Linked DNA regions of Homo sapiens: region 2 is linked to region 1. Evidence: chromatin loops called from intact Hi-C (ENCODE). Cell type or tissue: PC-3. All regions are shown on one strand. Each heading gives the region's core, and the rest is flanking DNA. Links, peaks and the distances in the headings are about the cores only.

Region 1 (9,395 bases), core at 2,383-6,382:
CATTAGCAACATTCATTCCTGTATAAATATACTATGGCCCTTTTCCCAAACATGCTTTCCTAGGTGGGCTAAACGTGCCTGCTGCCTGCTGAGCTTTGTTTATTCCATAACGAGCTCAGCAAACCCTTTCTTCACAGAGGGCAGGGAACCGTGGCTGCCTTGTGGGAATTCCCAGCAGGATGAAACACCCTCAGCCTGAACACCCATGTGTCCCGTACTGTGGGTTAAAGAGCAGAGGTCCCACTGTCCCACCCCACAGGCTTGGCCATCTGTTGGGTGTGGTCAGGAAATACAATGAGTGTTTTTATTAGTCTAGACCGGGGTTTCTCAAACTTGCCGTATTTGGGGCCGGATCTGACCGGGGTTTCTCAAACTTGCCGTATTTGGGGCCGGATCTGGGGCCGGATCATCCCTTGTGGTGTGGACAGTCCTGTGCCCTGTAGGATGTTTAGCAGTACCCCTGCCTCTACCCACCAGGCGCCAGTAGCACCCTCCCCCCATGCCCCCAAAGGTGTGACAACAACGACAAAAATGTCTCCAGACATTGCCGAATGTTCTCTGGGAGCAAAATCATACCCCGTGGAAAGTGTCCAGAGAACTTCTTTTAAACGATGGATGCTGGGGTCCTACAGGCATTTCTGAAAGTTCCCCAGGGTGACTCTAAGTGCACCGGAGCCACTGCGGCCCTGGACGAAGATGGGCCCGTTCCACGTGAAGAAAAGGCTCTGTGACCTACCTAAAGTTCTGAACAGCAGTGGTTTAAAGACATAATCAACTCCAGAGCCCAGTATGATCCACCCAAGTTTGATTAGTTGCCATTTCAGATAAGCTACATAACTCTTCTTAATCTTCAATAGCTCACTGAAATGTGACTTTAGGTTTGAGCCAACTTACGAATCTGTCCTCTTTTATTCTTGTCATCTTAGAATTAAGCCATCCAACCTCACTCAAATGAGAGCAAAACCCTTTCGCCACCTCCTTACTGGCACCATGCAGGAAGTGTTTACAGAGTACCTGCTAGGCCCAGGGGCTGAGGATATATATTCAGGCCAGGACAGCAGGGGTGGGAAACGGGAAGGGAGGAAGAGGGAGCCAAGAAGGTCTGAAGGAGGCAACAGGATGGAGGGGTGGACTCTGGGCTGAAAGAAGAGCATGGGGGAACACAGCATTGTTTGGGAAATAAACAAATCGGTGGGTGGAGCTCTGGGGTCCCTGTGGGGATGATGGGGATGGAGGCAGGAGAGGCAGGCAGAGACCGTGAAACCTACCACCCAGGCCCAACTTCACCTTAAAGGTCATGGAGAGCCACGGAGGATTTGAAGCAAGGGAGTGATAAAGAGCCACTCAGCTAGGGTCCAAGGACCAAAACACTGGGATTTAGGGAAAAGGCACAGATAAGATCAGGTACCACAAGAGAGGGCCAGTCCAGCAGGTTGGGGAATGCACAGGCCTAGGGCTTCAGGGAACTATCCCGGGTGCAGATACAGATCAGAGCTGCCCTGCTCAGGGTCCATGCTGGAGCTCTGCTGTCATGAGCTGTACTGTCCCCTCAAAGCTCCAGCGTTGAAGCTGTAACCCCCAGGACCTCAGAATGTGACTGTGTTTCAAGAGTGGGCTTTTAAAGAGGGTAGTAAGGTCAAATGCAGCTATTAGGGTGGGTCCTGATCCAATTCGACTGGGGTCCCTATAAGAAGAGGAGATGAGTGGCCGGGTGCGGTGGCTCATGCCTGTAATCCCAGCACTTTGGGAGGCCGAGGCAGGTGGATCATGAGGTCAGGAGTTCGAGACCAGCCTGGCCAAGATGGTGAAACCCCATCTCTACTAAAAAATACAAAAATTAGCTGGGCACGGTGGCGGGCGCCTGTAATCCCAGCTACTCGGGAGGCTGAGGCAGGAGAATAGTTTGAACCCAGGAGGTGGAGGTTGCAGTGAGCTGAGATCACACCACTGCACTCTAGCCTGGGCAACAGAGCAAGACTCCGTCTCAGAAAAAAAAAAAAAAAGAAGAGGAGATGAGGACGCAGACACACACAGAGGGAAGACTGTGTGAGGACACGAAGACAGCCATGTAACAAGCCAAGGAGAGAGGCCTCAGGAGAAACCAATCCTGCTGAACCTTGGTCTTGGACTTCCAGCCTCCAGAACTGTAAGGAAATACATCTCTGCAGTTGAAGCTGCCCGTCTGTGGTATTCTGCAGCCCTAGAAACTCACCCAGGGAGGTCAACTGAAATTCCTGAGCAGTTGTGTGGGGTCCGGCATCAGGCAAGCCTGACAGCCTCTGTAGTGGAGAGACCACATGGTGCTGGGCTGGGGCCTGTAGGAGGCAGGAGCACTGGGCACTGGGCAGAGAAGGTGCTTGGCAGGAGCTCAGACATGTCGAGAGGGAGAGGGCTGTGGCCCCCAGGTAGGACCATGGGGCCTACCACAGTTTTGTGATGGGGGCTCGTTCAGGTGGTTTTCAAGAGGCATTGAGTAACATGGGTGTGTCCTGGAGGTACAGCGCCTCAGGGGCTGGCTTGAGGGGCTGTGGACAGACCCTTTGGGTGGACACGAGCCCTTCTCTCCTGGATCTCTCCCATCAAGTCCTAAAATCTCGTTCTTCCATCATTTCCTTACTTACAAAGTTCAGGAGACTCATTGTCTACTGGGGGAAAAAAATCAAGCTATGCCGAAGGCTGACTCTATGGCTTTGTAGGGGGGCCTTGCAGGGTCAGGACCCATGCCCTCCTCTAGGCCACGTCCTCTCTGCACTCTGCACATGTCCCTTCCCCACCTTCATCAGCTCCTCACAGAAGAGGTCCTCTCTCAATCCTTTCAACTGCTCAAACCCAAGCCCTCCTTGGGGATAGCTCAGATGCCACAGCCCCCTGGGCTTCCCTGCCCACTGACGGAAGCGACTCCTCTGCGCCCCTGCACCTTGTCCTGTTCTTGGGCCAAGGCACCTCACAGTGCACTGCACCTGCCCTCCTGGGATGTGCTCGGTTCACCCCCCACCCTCAGCTCCCATTCCCTGCCCCGCTCATCCTGTGCCGCATGCCAGGGATATTCAATTTCCCAACCGTCTCCGGCTACATGAGGAGCTCCCTTCTCCAGGGCAGACACGATCTTCTACCCATCTGTGACACCAGCCCAGGGCAGATGTTCTGAGAGGAAGACAGGGACACCACGCAAGCAGCTGCAGCACTGCCTCTGAAGGGGAGGGCACGGGAGGGATGGAGGGATTGTCCGGAACTGTCTTCAAGAAGGAGGGCATCACCCAAGTTCCCAGCCGCACATGCACCATAGCCAAGGGGTAGAGGCGACCCAAGTGTCTGCCGATGGGTGAACAAACAAACAGAATGTGGTGCAGGCACACAATGGCGTATTCCTCAGTCTAAGGCAGGCAGGAAACGCTCACACACGCTACCACATGGATGAGCCTTGAAGACATCACGCTGAGCGACATGAGCCAGTCACAAAAGGACAAATGCTCTATTTATATGAGGTACCCGGAGTAAGCAAATTCAAAGAGGCAGAAGGTAGCGTGGGGTTGCCAGAGGAGGGGAATGGGGAGCTGGGGTTTCATGGGGACAGTTTCAGTTTGGGAAGATGGAATTGTTCTGGAGATGGATGATGGTGCCAGCTGCACAACAATGAGGATGCACCTAAAGCCACAGAACTGTACACTGAAAAATGGCTAAAATAGTACATTTTATAATTTATAGTTTTACCACAATTACAAATAAAGACAAGTTTTAAAAAGAGTAGGACAAAGACTATCCGCTTACTGCAGACGCTAAAGTATATCCATCTGAGAACAGTGGAGTTCCTCAACACATAGCAATCAAGGGCGCCCAATTTGTAAAGCATCTTGTAAACACATGCAAAAGGCAGCTTTTCATCTAATCTGGGAGGAAACACTCCATAGTGCAAATTACGATGCTAAGTACATAACCCGTCCATAATACAATATGACCACTGGGATGCTTGTGGCTGTTTTAAGCCAGCATTATCTCCCTTGCACCTATTTTTAAAATGATTCTAAGAAATAAAGCACGACTGTTAGCTAGTTGAATTAAATTACATAAAGGATTGACCCTCCTCCCCACTTTATTTAAAAAAAAAAAACACCTGATAAACACTTAACTAGCATTCCTACGACTTAACATCCTTAACCACACATCTCTGTGACTCAGCTCTTTGGTTCTCTGTTCAGATAAGTAAAGCAACTGTCTCAACTTTGAGAGAGCGGCATTTTCAAATGGAAGACTGCTCCCTGGCTCCTTCATGCCATTGCACACCTTGAGCTAACCAAACATCCCAAACAAAATTGCTCAGGGCTCTGTAAAGCTGTTCCCTGGGAAAAGTAGGCCCTCAAAAAGTGTGTTTTGCTTTTTACCAAAAGAAATCTAGAAAAAGACATGAAGTACAATGGAGGAGAGGCAGAGAAGTTACTGAGAAACAAGGAAGACAGACTGGGAAAGGCTTGGGGAAACCCTTGCCTAGCTCTGCAGTGGTGACAACACACTTTGTCAACAAGGGACTCTGCATTTTTATTTTCCACGGGGACCTGCGAATTATGTAGCTGGCCCTGACTAGAAGAAATGTTTGGAAAGCAGGAGACTGGCCCTGTGTGAAGGCAGGGGTGGGAGTGACAATTGGCAACACTGTGTTGGTGACTGTCCAACGGCTCCTTCCAAGATCCCTGGGTGATCTGGAGCTAATATCTAAGGCCATGTTTAATTATTCCTAGAAGAGAAGCCTCAGGAGGTATGTTCCTGCTAATTCCACACTCAGCTCAAGTAGCCAGCAGGTGAGTTACATCCTGAGTCTCTGGGAGGGAAAAGAATACTTTGTTTAAAGCATTTAGTGGTTAAATCATCAATACTCAATTACCCTCAATTAATTGCCAGAAACATCTGCCTATAACCCCTTCCACCCCAGCTTGAAGAACAGCCGGAACCATATCCTGTCACACCGTTTGAAGGAGTCCCCAGCCCTGCGTAACCTCACTCCCTGCTCCAAAACCTCCTTTCCCTCACCCCAATCCATGCTGGGAATCAGATTTGCACCCAGGAAGCTGGAGTTGGACAGAGAGATGCTGACCTCTGTGTTGGCCGTTGCTTGACCAGGGATCACATGAGCAAAAGCATCAGGCGAAGCCAGTTTGAAGTGGGAACCGAGCTCACTTCTGGAGAATGGGATGAGAAGATATAGCTTCTGAGTGTCCTAAAAGACACTCCCCACCCCACTTTGTGATCTCAGATCCCACCTTCCACCTGCTGCCCTGCATCTTTCCAAGAAATTCCTTTTATATTTTGTTAATGTAATTTAAATTTGTTTTAGTTACTTGTAGCCAAAAGAGACCGAAGAGAGGTCTGACAGGATACAATACCATGCAGATGCCATGGGTGGGCGCGTGCTGGCGGTATCCTCTCACAGCAATGGTTTATTTTAGAGGAATCCACTTCATGCACTCAACAGCCCCTGCCCTTTCCCAGACAAATAGGTCCCTGTCAATCTCTAAATCACTTGTGTGGAGGGAGATCTGCTCATCAATAGTGACACAAAGAACAAAACAACTAAACCCCAGCCTGCAGAAGATTAAGGTTTCTACAATACTGAGGTCAAAGTCCATGGCATCCCATAAAATCTCAGCTGCAAGTGGGAAGGGGCCCCAGCCCTTTCTCCAGTTTTCAACTTGCCCCTACGTTTGCTCTCTGAGCTCTGCTGCTATGAGCTCAAAGTCACCAACAACTCGTCTCTCAAATTCCACTCTCTCTGAGCCATATGTTCACGCAGCACACCCAAGCCAGGCTTTCAAACACATGCAGCTCATCTTCCACTCAATGGCATAAACTCAGATTTCTGGCCTGAGAACTCCAGGAGGCAGTGAAGCGCCAGGCAGAGCCCCACTCTCCCGGCCTTGGCTAACCAGGCCTTGGCTACCCAGGAAGGTCCCCTGGCTTTCTGATCCCGGCCTCTCTCTGAGCCCTGTGGCCCGGTGACCTGTTTTGTTTTCAGGTTGGAACTTAGACACATAAACCCTGTAGAGGGTGCTTTTTGGTGGGGCTCCTCCCATCACCCTGGATGCAGGCTTCCTGTCTGAAGGGCATACCTGGCTCCGAACATCATCGGTTTCTGGGTGAAGGCGGCAGACACCTGGCAGCGCCCAAGGAATAAATCGCCCTTCCAGGTGTGGCCTTCAGCTCCTCCCCCCTCAAAGTGCTTCTCAGACGACTCATCCCGGTCGTCCTCACCCCACCAAGGGGAGGAAGGAAGGCACCTGAGGCTTCCAGGGTGGGGGCTGTTTGCCAGGTACGTGGGGGTGGGGCACGCTTCCCAGTGTTCTGCGTCTGTCCTCACAATGGCCCTCAAGGTCAGGCAGCACTGACCGCATTCTACCATTGAGGAAACAGGTGCAGTAATGCTCTGGGAGAGAGACCCATGACAAGTGGCAGAGTTGGGGCTGCAAGCCAGGCCTGCCACTCTTGCCCCCCTTTATTTTTTTTTTTTGAGACAGAGTCTCACTGTGTCCCCCAGGCTGGAGTGCAATGGCGCCATCTTGGCTCACTGCAACTTCCGCCTCCCAGGTTCAAGCAATTGTCCTGCCTCAGCCTCCTGAGTAGCTGGGATTACAGGCACGCACCACCATACCCAGCTAATTTTTGTATTTTTAGTAGAGACCAGGGTTTCACCATGTTGGCCAGCTGGTCTCAAAACTCCTGACCTCAGGGGATCCACCTGCCTCGGCCTCCCGAAGTGCTGGGATTACAGGCATGAGCCACTGTGCCCGGCCACTCTTGCCCTTTTCATGACATCAAGTTCAGATGAGTTCAGACATTTATGGTGTTAACCTCATAAAGTCAAAGAGCTTCAGGAGGGGAGAGAGACGGGCATCCTTCCAACCAGGGTCCAGTGAGGGCTTGGATAAGGGGACAGCTGGTTGCCGTCCTTCAGATGGAGACTGAGCTGACCTGAGGGATGAGCAGGAACCAAGGGGCTGAAGGAAGGAGGGAAGGGGCTCGAGCAAGTGGAATAGCATGAGCAAGGCACAAGGCAGTGAGAGAGACCGGGCTGGGAACTATTAATATATACAAGATGCCCCCTACAACAAGGAGGGGTGGCAGGGGAGGAGAGGAAAGACATGTGGGGCTCAGGGCTGAGGGCACCCTTGATGGGTGCTGCAGTGATGGGGAGCCATGGAAGGCTTCAAGCAGGGAAGTGATGTGGGCAGGTTTCCATCTTATTTTCTGTCTCTCGGGCCTGTGGTGTTAAAAGCAGCAAGACAAGATGGGGGCCTGGCTAGCCGGGACTAAGAAGACAGAGAGTAGAGAAATCTGCCCAGAGAGGTGTTCTGCGGAAGTCCACCCATGCAAAGCCACAGCTGAACTGTCCAGAAACCCAAACATACAGCAACCACCATTCTCAAGCACAACGGGAGGGTCACCTCTGAAAGGCCAGCGCCAGGGAGAAGTCACAAAGGGTGGGAGCCCCTGCCAGCCCTTCCCAGCCCCTCTCCCATGGTAAGGGCCACTCTGGGGCAGAGGATAAGGAGAACTGAATTCAAACCCTAATAGGTTGGTGGCTTTGGACAAGCCAATGGCCCTCCAGCTCAGCCTTCTCATCTAAACTGAAGGCTTGGACTAGATAATCATATTAAACATGGCCACGCCCAGGACAATCTTTTACCTAGACTAAGCAATTAGCAAAGGCAAAGCCAGCTGAATTTGAAGGCAAATTCTAGCCCCATGGTTTCACATATCTGGGTCTTTCAGCTGTGTGGAAACTTAATTAGCATCCTCCCTTGTTGAGTAGGAGGGCCAGAGAAAATGGCAGAACACGCCAAAGGCCCCGAGTTTTCTATCGACAGCCCTGGGAACAGGCTCAGGCCCCCTTGTCTGGCCTCTGAGCTTCCAGTAGGACTTCCCACTATTCATCCCCAGAACCCCTGCGCAGGCCAGCATGTCTGCTTCCCAAACAGGCCCAGTTTCCTCCAGAACCTCTGGTCAGGCTGCCTTTCCCTGTCAAAAGCTCTCCTCCCTCCCCTCTGCCTATGGGTGGCTACAGAGCCCCAAGTCTCCATCGTACGTGCGGTGTTTGGGCCCAGGCCCTCGTCTCACTCCACATGCCCTCCATTGAAGCCCTCCATTCCCAAGGCCTCACCTCAGCTGGCTAAGGGCATCTCCCTGGTATCTCCCGAGAGTGTCTGCCTCCCCGTCAGCCCTGGGGGAGTTATCAGCATCTTCTACAGGCCTCGCTGGCTTTCTCCTGTGCACTCAGCACAGCCTCCCCTCCCCACCACGCGAGATCTCACTGCAGCCAGAGAGGTCTTTTCAAAAATACGAACTCTGACTGCATCATATCCCTTATCCCACTTAATACTCTTTAATGGTTTTCCTTTGCTCTAAAATTAGAGGAAAAGTTCTTAGCACGGTTTATAAGCCATCGCCACCCCCCATTCCCATATCAATTGCTATCAATTCCAGGCCCTACACACCACAGGGCCTTTGCAAGTGCCATTTGCTGTCTCTGGAAAACACACACATCTCTCCTCTTTTGCCTCTCTCTCTACCTCCTACTCAAACCTCAGCTCTCATCTCAGATGTCACTTTCTTACATAGACCAGTCTGTCTAGGTCAGGGTTTTGTTGTTGTTGTTCTAGTCTCTCAATTCCCTTTCTTTCTACACGCTTAACTCACTTTGTAATGAAAAGATTATTACTTGATCAGTTTGGGTGTGCCTTCCCCAGAAGTCTCTAAGCTCTATGGAAGCTGAGCTGTCTACTTTCACATATCATTGTATCCCCAACACATAGCACAATGCTCAGCTCAGAACAGGCACTCAAATCTGTGAAAAGGAGGAGAGAGGAAAGAAACTTTCTTTTTTTTTTTTTTTTTTTGTCTGAGACAGAGTCTTGCTCTGTTGCCCAGGCTGGAGTGCAGTGGTGCAATCTCGGCTCACTGCAAGCTCCGCCTCCCGGGTTCACGCCATTCTCCTGCCTCAGCCTCCCAAGTAGCTGGGACTACAGGTGCCCGCCACCACACCTGGATAATTATTTGTATTTTTAGTAGAGATGGGGTTTCACTGTGTTAGTCAGTATGGTCTCCATCTCCTGACCTCATGATCCACCCACCTCGGCCTCCCAAAGTGCTGGGATTACAGGCATGAGCTACCATGCCTGGCCTCTCTCTCTCTTTTTTTTTTTTTTTTTTTGAGATAGATGGAGTCTCACTCTGTTGCCCAGACTGGAGTGCAATGGCGCAATCTTGGCTCACTGCAACCTCTGCCTCCTGGGTTCAAGCGATTCTCCTGCCTCAGCCTCCTGAGTAGCTGGGATTACAGGCACCCACCACCATGCCCAGCTAATTTTTGTATATTTAGTAGAGGCGGGGTTTCACCATGTCGGTCAGGC
Region 2 (9,395 bases), core at 3,215-7,214, 60 kb before region 1:
ATCTCAGGCTGTACTAAAGAAAGACAATGAGCAGTGGAGAACAGCACTGGGCCAGGCAGAGGCTGTAGGTGGGGAAACGAGTGAGGAGACTATTGACAACATCCCAAGATGGAATGACACTAGCACAGTGGCCCTGGCAGGGAAGTACTTACACCTCATACAGGCAGTCTCAGCTCCTCCAGAGAACAGCCGCTGCAGAGGGGATCGTGCCCCTTCCACTGCCCAGCAGCCACCAAAAGAACAACAGGGCACTTGAGGTATCAGCAGTTCTGCCAGCCTGAGGATGTTGCTGTTTCACAGCTCCTGGGAGCAATTCCTCCAGGGAACAGGACACCCAGGAGTCCCGAGGTGTCTGCTGGGCAGGGCAATGGTTGTTATGGAATCTGTTTACCCGGAAACCACCACGACGCCACATACCTAAGAATACCTAGGGCACTTATGACTGATTCCTACATGCCCGCAACTCCTCTTTAACATTTAATATCACCGATGGCTCCGAACACTTTGTACTTTTTGCTCAGCTGACCTGGAAGCCTTTGGTCGTTTTCCCTCCTAGCTGGGCCCATGTTTGTCAGGTGGGTGCACTGAGAGGTCAGAAGTCAACATGGCCCGAAGTCCATCAGGCATGGGTGGTGAGAACCAGGACCGTTCTCCCAGGAATAGAAGGGTGAAAGCACCTGCAGACCTCGGCCCGTGATTCAGCACTTACTCCTGAAAGACTTGAGGGTATTTTTAAAACTTTTTACAAAGCGACCATTGCTGCTGTTGCTACTGAGGCAACAGGGTAATTGTTTCCTTTGAAAAGCCATCACTTCCTCTCCTATTTTATGTGGTTCTTATCTGTCGACTGTGACTGGCTTTCACTACTTGAAGGGCATTAGACTGGAAGTCTAAGTTCTCACCCTGGCTCAGATACCATCTGTCCAGCCTTAGATATGCCTCTGAACCTCTCTCTGTGTCAGACTTTTTTTTTCTTTTCTTTTTTCTTTTTTTTTTTTTTTTTGAGATGGAGTTTTGCTCTTGTTGCCCAGGCTGGAGTGCAATGGCGTGATCTCGGCTCACTGCAACCTCCGCCTCCAGGGTTCAAGCGATTCTCTTGCCTCAGCCTCCTGAGTAGCTGGGATTACAGGCACCTGCCACCACACCCGGCTAATTTTTTGTATTTTTAGTAGAGATGGGGTTTCACCATGTTGGCCAGGCTGGTCTTGAACTCCTGATCTCAGGTGATCCACCTGCCTCAGCCTCCCAAAGTGCTGGGATTACAGGCTTGAGCCACCGCGCCTGGCCTCAGTGTCAGGTTTTAACATGAAGGAGGAGCTGAATCGTGGCCTGGGCTCTAAGTTGCAGGTCAGGCAAAACCTGTCTTTATGGGAGAGTTGTCTGGGCCTCCCTGCCAGCATGACACTTTTTGCCCTGTTTTCTCCACAGTGTAATTCTGGTGCCCTTAATGAGCTCTCTGGAGATTCTCTCCCATGGCTGGCCTGTCTCTGAGACAAGTTCTAGTCTCTGATGTTGAGTCTAGACCACAGCAACAATTCTAAAATGTCCTTCTCCTCCACCAAGGGGACTTCGGCTTCCCCCAATAAACATGCTCTTTCCTCTTGGCAAAAGTAGTTTAAAAACCTGCTGGATTTGGAGTTCTTTGAGGGAATGGTCTATCTTTTTAATGACTATCTATGAACTCAAAAAACCACCTAATGCTCCCTGATAAAGTTCAGAGTGTGCTTCTCATTGTCCAGAATGAGATGTGTATCTCCTGCTATGGAACGCTGTCACAGAACTATCGAACACCATGCAGCAAATTCAAGGCTTTACACTTGCAGGGCTTAGACAGGGGATTTGGGAGGTGTGCGAGGGTGGGCAGAGAGAAGGATAGACAGCGTTTTCCACGTGGTTTTGGATAGTTTAGCTTAGGTGAAAGAGAAAGGCAAACAAACATTTTGGGGACTGAAATGCTGCCATTTGTTCCTTTCCCCCAATACTAAAATTCTCCCACCAAGACTACCCTCGCTTCATATCACCTTGAACACAAGTTGAAAACCTAAACCTTTGCAGCATGTGCTTACGTAGAAACTTATGCAATTCAAACAGAAGTCATGCAGCTGGGACGGGCTCAGATTGCCTGATGACTACTCAACGAGCTGCCCTCAGCTCCCAGCAGGGGCTTCAAAGGGTTCCTGTGGTTTCATTTATTAGGGATGATAAATATTGTGCACACATTTCCCCAGTATCAGGGATCTTAGAACAGGATCAGTTTAAATCTTTGGAGAGAAAGGAGTGTGGATGCGTGTGTGTGTGTGTGTGTGCACGTGCGTGCATCTGTACACATGCCTGTGGGAGAGATAAAGAGAGGAAATGTGAGAACATAATGAGGGATGAGGGGGCTAGAGGGTGAAGAGTACAGAAATCCCAAACAATCTCTGTTAAAGACATAAATAATAGAATATGAATTCTAAGCCAGAGTAGCGCTTGATATCTGAACAACACTGACTCCATAGGGGTGAGTGGCTTACCCAAACTCAACAAGGTGAGCAGGCTTTAGAAACATTTAGATGAAAGCTTCAAACTGAAATGAATTGGTCTGGGTGAACAGGCATGATAGCCTTGACTATAACCCCTCCACTAACCTATCTTGACATAGTTAAGTAAGATAGTAGTATAAGGCTGAACTATTTCAAACCACAATAATAAGGAATTGGTAAGAAGAATATTCCAGGGAATAACTAATTTGGATGCATCAGCTAATAGTATTTCCATACATCTGAGTGGCCCAACAATGGCCTGACCAATGAATCAAACATTTATTGACATTATCATGAAACTAGGCATTCCGGTAGATTTAAATCAATATGTACAAAGTCCTGTGAAACCGGACTCTATTTTGGAACTTCCTATTTACTCTCTACAAAACTCTATACACCCAAAGTCAACACTAACATCCTTTCATGCTAGTACTAACTCACATTAAGTTATTAAAAAAAAAAATCAAGCTATTAGCAAGGACGGGGAAAACTGCAGTGAGTTTGTGTATCAGCCACAAGCTGTGTTGCACTGAAGTAACAACTTTTTAAAATCTCAGAGGCTGAAAATGCCAACAGCTTATTTCTTATTCACAATACATGCCTATTGAGGGCTGGTGGGTCTCTGCTTGTCATTGTCACGTGGGGATGCAGGCTGACGGAGCAGCTACCATTGTGAATGCTGCTGGCCGGCATCCAGGAGGCCTAGCAGGTCTCTTACAGGTAACTGAATGCTCCAGCCCAGAAGTGACAGGTCACTTCCACTCGCAGCTCATTGGTCAGGACCAGTCACAGGAATCTGCCTAACCTCATGGGCATTTTGAAATCTCTTCAACTTTTTGAAACTGCTTCAGAGATGCCTCGTATGTGAAGGCACTGACACCACGTCCTGGGTGCTTTGTGTCCTTAGGGGAATGGCTGATGTCTCTAGGCCACTTTCTGTGTCTCCTTCATCAGAGCCCGAGAACCATCAAAAGGACTAACTGAAGTCCCTTCCCGTGGCTATCTCTCTGCCAGGCATGGGGACACCACATCTCCCCAGCCTGCTGGGGCCTCTCTGTGGGGAGGTGAGGAAGAGAAGCCTGCCTTAGTGAGGTCCATCTGCCCATTAACCACAGCACTGTAGTACAGTGGGGGCTCAGCCATCTTCAACTTTATACTCTGATCTTTTTGGGGACCTTTCCCTAGGACACCTTTTGTCTATTCTGCCATAGGTTGGGCAGGATCAACTAACTACAGGACAGCAGAATGGGGCTGACTGAGTAGCCTCAGTGGTGAGGCGTTTCAGGACCAGTCCCCAATAAAAATTAACAACAGCCAGGCTTAAAATATCAGCACAGCCACTGTGATAAACCATGTCGCAGAGAAGAGTGGGGACTCTCCAGCCAGACACGCTGTGCTCCCAATCCCAGCTCTACAGCCTTCCAGCCAAGCAAGCCTGGCCCAGCGCCCTGCCTTCTCTCTGCTCCATTTACCATCTGTGCGAGGGGGACAGTAGTGGAATTTATTTCTTACAGGCTTATGGTGAGAATGGAATCAGGAGAAAAGAGCTAGAACAATGCCTGGCAGTGCACAGTAAAGTCCCTAGTTCCTTTTCTTATCAGCATCCTCTTGGCCTCCCTCAGCCACGCTCCTTTCAGACTCATTTGCTGCCACCATGAGCAAGACACACCCCTCACAATGATTTTGTGAGACAGGCATGCACCCTGCTTAAAGAATGAGAAGACTATGAGTGACCCAGATTCCCATCTGTCTGCCCCAGGCCCATGCTCTTTCCCTGCAATGTTCCGCCTCACTTACCCTGATGTCACGATGACAAGGGGGTCCACTTTAACATAAGGGGAATAACTCAGTGGAGGTGGATCCTCCACTTGTACTTAGAGCTCTTCAAGGATGCTGCTCTGCTCTCTCAGTTCAACAAAGATAAGTCAATATTTTCTCCATGAGAATCTATTCTGCATGCTTGACAGAGTGACAGGGTTGAGCCACCAACTCTTAGTCCTCAGTATGCACAGCCAGCCAGGCTCAAGCCTCAGATGCTGGAGATGAATCAGGGAAGAAAGTGTCAGATGAAGGACAGTGAGGTGAATAGCTAAACTCTGTCCCAGCCTAAAATTCAAATCTCATGGTAGTATTTTTAGTTGTGGCTTTGTAACGTAGTTTACAATGCATAACATACTGACCCTTAAGATGCACTTACGCCCTAGTCTGAAAATTGCTACCTTTCTCCCTCAACTTTTATTTTGCCTCAAGGCCTTATGAGGTATCACAAGCTCAGCTTTATCCTTGCCTGTACTATTAATAGACTGGGCGAGTCCCCCTGGGCTCTGTGATCAAAGTTTCCCATCTCTGACCTAGTAGCAACATTGTCCTTCCTTCCAACCAGGTGAGTCATCTACGACAGAGGTTGGCAAACTATAGCCTGTGGGACAAATTTGGCCCACTGCCTGCTTTTGTTAATAAAGCTTTATTGTAACACCCATTTGTTTACATATCATCTATGGCTGCTTTATGTTATGGTGGCAGGATTAAGTAGCTGTGGCAAAAAACATATGGCCTGCAAAGCCTAAAATATTTGCCATCTGGGACATTACAGAAAAAGTTTGTTGAGTCCTAGTCTAGTATTATAGCAAGGGAAGGTGTAGGGAGGAAAGAGCTCTTGCCAAAGAAGGGCATTGCTGCTGATTACTGATGGAATGATGGAATGGTAAACTCACTCATTGTTTACAGACAGACTCTCAGACCAAAGGGTATGCACTTCATTTAACAAACATTTTCTTATGCCAGATCCTAAGACATAACAACGAGCAAGATAAACTCCTTTTGGAGACTAAAATTGTGTGTTAGGGTGAAGATGGGGGTGTAAGGGAAAGAGAAGGAATAGAGAGATGTATAAAAGCAATGACAGCCCAAATGATAGCAGCATATTCAGACAGCAGAGAAACAAACAAATGATAAAGCTATAAAGATCAACACAGGCGGCATCTCAGAAATAATGCTGAGTGAAAGATAACGTATGGAGGAACACACACGGTATGATTTGACTTATTAAAAATGCAAAACTAAATGATGTACTGTTTATGCATACTAACAGATGAGGTAAAATAATAAAGAAAAGGGAACAAATAACACAAAATTCTGGCTGGTTTTTTCTCTGAGGGTGGGGCTGGGGAGGGACACCCAGGGTGCCTGAAAGGCACCAAAGCCGGGTAGTGAGTACATGAACGTGCACGGTGTAGAATCCTTTATAGCTGACATATATCTTATTAGTATTTTTATATCTACTCCGTGGTTAAATAAAACCAAACCATGTTGAACACAGAGTCAGTGTGACGAGCGCTATGATTCTGTGACTAGGACAGTGGAGAGTGCTACAGGCACACGGAGGAGGGGCCTCTGACTCTGATGTGAGGGGTCAGAAGAAAATCCCTAGAAAAAGTGGCGCCAACCTTATCTGAGGACTTTATGAGCAAACTTCACCCTGAGAAAAAGTCACAGGAGAGTGTTCTGGCGAAAGTCCAGTGATGACACAGATTGCAAGGTTTTCAAGGAACTGATACCAGCTCAGCAAAACAGGCAGAGCAAGTGAGGTGGGGGCGGGCGACGGGGCTGAGAGGGCCCCCTGAGGTCCTACTATGCGCCTGACCAGCCACAGAAAGCCTTTATTCTAAAAGCAATGAGAGCCTTTGAAGGATTTATGGTATGGAGTAAAGTGACATGATCAGAGCTGCCTTTTTACAAGATTCTTCTGGCTGTGGCAACATCAGCTTCCTCTGGTACCCTAAAGTCCCTCAGGTTTCTGCTGGGTTGAGACCGGTGCCAGCTCCCGGATGTCCGCAGTAATGATGTACACCCCTATTACTTGAGAAGAACAAAAACGGTGCCAGGCCAAAATTGCATGAGGTGCTTCATTATCATAGCAGATGCTTATAGACTGCTACAAGCAGGAGAAAACATTTTTGTATAAATTGACTTTTAGTACATTGAATTAAATATTCATGCACCTGTAGGGCTGCAATTGTAAAGACATCTCACAGTGAATCTTTGCAAAGTGGTTGCTCCTTCTCTAAAGTAAACAATCTCCTATCATACGTCTGCTTTATAAAAATAGGTTTTAATCTCAGACTCATGTTAAATAAGCATTTCTGTCTAAGAATGTTTCTTAATCCTTTAAAAGTATAGATAAGTAAAAATTACGAATGCTGTAAATACTTTATAAATACTTCTAAATCATATCAGTGGGAAAATCACTTAAAAAACACATTTTCCTGGTGGCAAGAATAAACATGGAGGTAGATAATGATACAAAGAAAATAAATCACGGAACAGAGCTGCCTTTTGGTTTCATCATCACACTACCTAGTTTGAACTTGAACCTTAATTACCAAATAATTACCACATTCTTTTTGCTTGTTATTTCTATTTTTAAAAATGTCAATAAAAACTTTTATTCATTAATGCTTATGGTAAGTTAAGCCAGAACCTCACAGATAGCCTCCAAAGAACACAGTGATTTTAAAAGTCCCCCAAATCATATGATCCAGCATTTCTACTTCTGGGTATAGTCCTTCAAGAACTGAAAGCAGGAACTCAAAAACACACACATGTGTTCACAGCAGCAGTATTCACAATAGCGAGAATGTGGAAGCAACCTAAGTGTGAATGGGTGAACAAAATGTGGCCTATCCATACGATATAATACGATCCCGCCTTAAAAAGGAAGGGGATTCTCATATCTGCTGCAACATGTCTGAACATGGAGGACATTATGCTCAGTGGAATAAGCCAGTCACAGAAAAACAAATGCTGTATGAATCCATTTATATGAGGCACTAGTGTAGTGAAATCCATAGAGACAGAAAGGAGAACGGCGGTTACCAAGGGCTGGGGAGAGGAGGGAGAATGGGAATTTGTTGTTAAATGGGTGCACTTTCAGTTTGGGAAGATGAAAAGAGTTCTGGAGATGGATGGTGGTGAGGGGTGCCCTAGAGGGTGAATGAACTTAATGCCACTGAACCATACACTTAAATGGTTAAGATGGGCTGGGCACGGTGGCTCATGCCTGTAATCCCAGCACTTTGAGAGGCCAAGGTGGGTGGATCACTTGAGGCCAGGAGTTTGAGACCAGCCTGGCCAACACAGCAAAATCCTGTCTCTACTAAAAATACAAAAAAAATTAGCCGGGTGCGGTGGCCCATGGCTATAGTTCCAACTACTTGGGAGTCTGAGGCACAAGAAGTCCTTGAGTCTGGGAGGCAGAGGTTGCAGTGTGCAGAGATGGTGCCACTGCACTCTAGCCTGGGCGACAGAGCAGAACTCTGTCTCAAAAAACAAAAAAAAAGGTTAAGATGGTAAATTTTATGGTATGTGTATTTTACCATGATCAAACAGAAAGTTGTAAAACACAGGTGCCTTAGCTGAACCACACAACTGACAAGTTTACTAAAAATTAGCTTTGTCCCCTACTGTTGGAGCTAATTGTCTGAGTTCCCTTACAAGTCTGGGCTCCTTGGGGAAGTCCTCTGAAGTCACAGCCCATGCTCAGTGCCAGCCACTCCTGACCAGGGCTGCCCACAAACACATGTGCCTGCAACTGGCCCATATGAAAAACAAAAACTCCCTGTCCTCAAAACAAACAACATTCCTCAGAGAGCACTCTGTTACCAGGACAGAGAGACGTATTAGAGCTAGAATACTGCAAAGGGAAATGTGGTCATCTCATTTTTTTTCACAGTTCTTTTCCAAAAAGAACATCCACAGAATAGCCTATTAGGCTGCCAAGATACTGCAACAAACACCCAAGCCCCGCATTTGAGCAGGACGCTGCCAGATGTGACACATCTCACTCTAAATGATGCGGCTCTCAAATTCCCCATTCATGCCCATTCCTGTGGTCACTGATGAGGGGACTTCAATCGGCTTGAAGAACTCACACCTTTCCACACCCCTCCCGGGTGTCTCATTACCTGACGAGGTGGATTTATTAATGATCTGGGTTGACATTAGCTGGGAGCATCACAGGGAAGCCAGTGTGCCCTGACAGTGCACGGTTAGGGGTTTAGAAACCCAAGGCAGGGGAGGTAGGAAGGGGAGGCAGAAAAGGCTGCTCAGGGTGGCGGTGGCCCAAGCTGGAGGGCAGACAAGCCTCAGGCTGGAGAGCGAAGGAGAAGGGAGAGCACGCTTGCTCTGTGTACGCCACACGCACAACCAGCCCTGGGGTCCCTGGATGTGGCACCAGGAGTTGGTGCTTCTCTTTCCTCCTCAAGAAGTTGGCTTCTCTGGAAAGTGGGGGAGGGTCTGAATAAAGCAGCCAACAGGAGGCTCCGGGTTCTGAGGCAGCCTTGTTCTTCCAGACACAGAGGAGGCTGGCACTGCCAGGCTTGGAGGCTGCTTGCTCCTCAGTAGCCGTGCCAAGCGTGGCTGGGGACAGCCCGAGAGCTCAGAACGGCCTTCCAGGGCCAACCCTCTTGCTCTACAGATGAAAAGAGTGAATCCAGGACTGCCGGGGACCTGCCCCAGGGTCACCCAGCGTGGGAGGGGTGGAGGCGGCAGTGGGACTGGGTCTCCCACCCAGGGCACCACTGGAAGGACATCTGGAAAGTCTGCATACTCTGATGCTGACACACGGACCTGGCAGCAACATGGGGAACAAGGACTTGCTTCCACAGGGCCGGCACCCCAGGGCGGGGCAGGCACCCCAGGGTGCAGCAGGCCTTTCTCTGGTTCGTCACTCAGACCACCACTCCAGCCTTTGAAATCAACAACAACCACACACAACTCTTCTCTTCCAACCTCACCCAGATTTTCACCTTTGTTTCTCAGAAAAACCCTACTAACCTTTAAAAAATACACACGTTTAGAAGAGACAGCTTTTTG

What was found. A loop is a pair of places that touch in the nucleus more often than their neighbours do. Peaks named below come from ENCODE experiments on the same cell type or tissue, not always from the same donor. Only the 100,000 strongest peaks of a DNase experiment are listed, where the experiment ranks them.
Region 2: a loop joins it to region 1, with 2.5 times the contacts of the local background. A loop is called at or near these places in 10 of 110 quality-filtered maps.

What each region holds. Positions count from the first base shown.
Region 1 is chr6:3,438,721-3,448,115 of GRCh38, forward strand. All of the region lies in intron 1 of SLC22A23 (solute carrier family 22 member 23), which reads right to left. Among named protein-coding and RNA genes, the nearest start is that of SLC22A23, 14 kb to the right of the region's middle. RefSeq lists enhancers at 7,461-8,008, 8,009-8,555. In PC-3, for the core only: no CTCF peak of the experiment used is centred there; a DNase peak (open chromatin) is centred at 4,191; H3K27ac peaks cover 402 bases.
Region 2 is chr6:3,377,672-3,387,066 of GRCh38, forward strand. The region is part of intron 3 of SLC22A23 (solute carrier family 22 member 23); the gene reads right to left. Among named protein-coding and RNA genes, the nearest start is that of SLC22A23, 75 kb to the right of the region's middle. In PC-3, for the core only: no CTCF peak of the experiment used is centred there; DNase peaks (open chromatin) are centred at 3,220, 4,860 and 6,010; H3K4me3 peaks cover 1,235 bases; H3K27ac peaks cover 3,372 bases.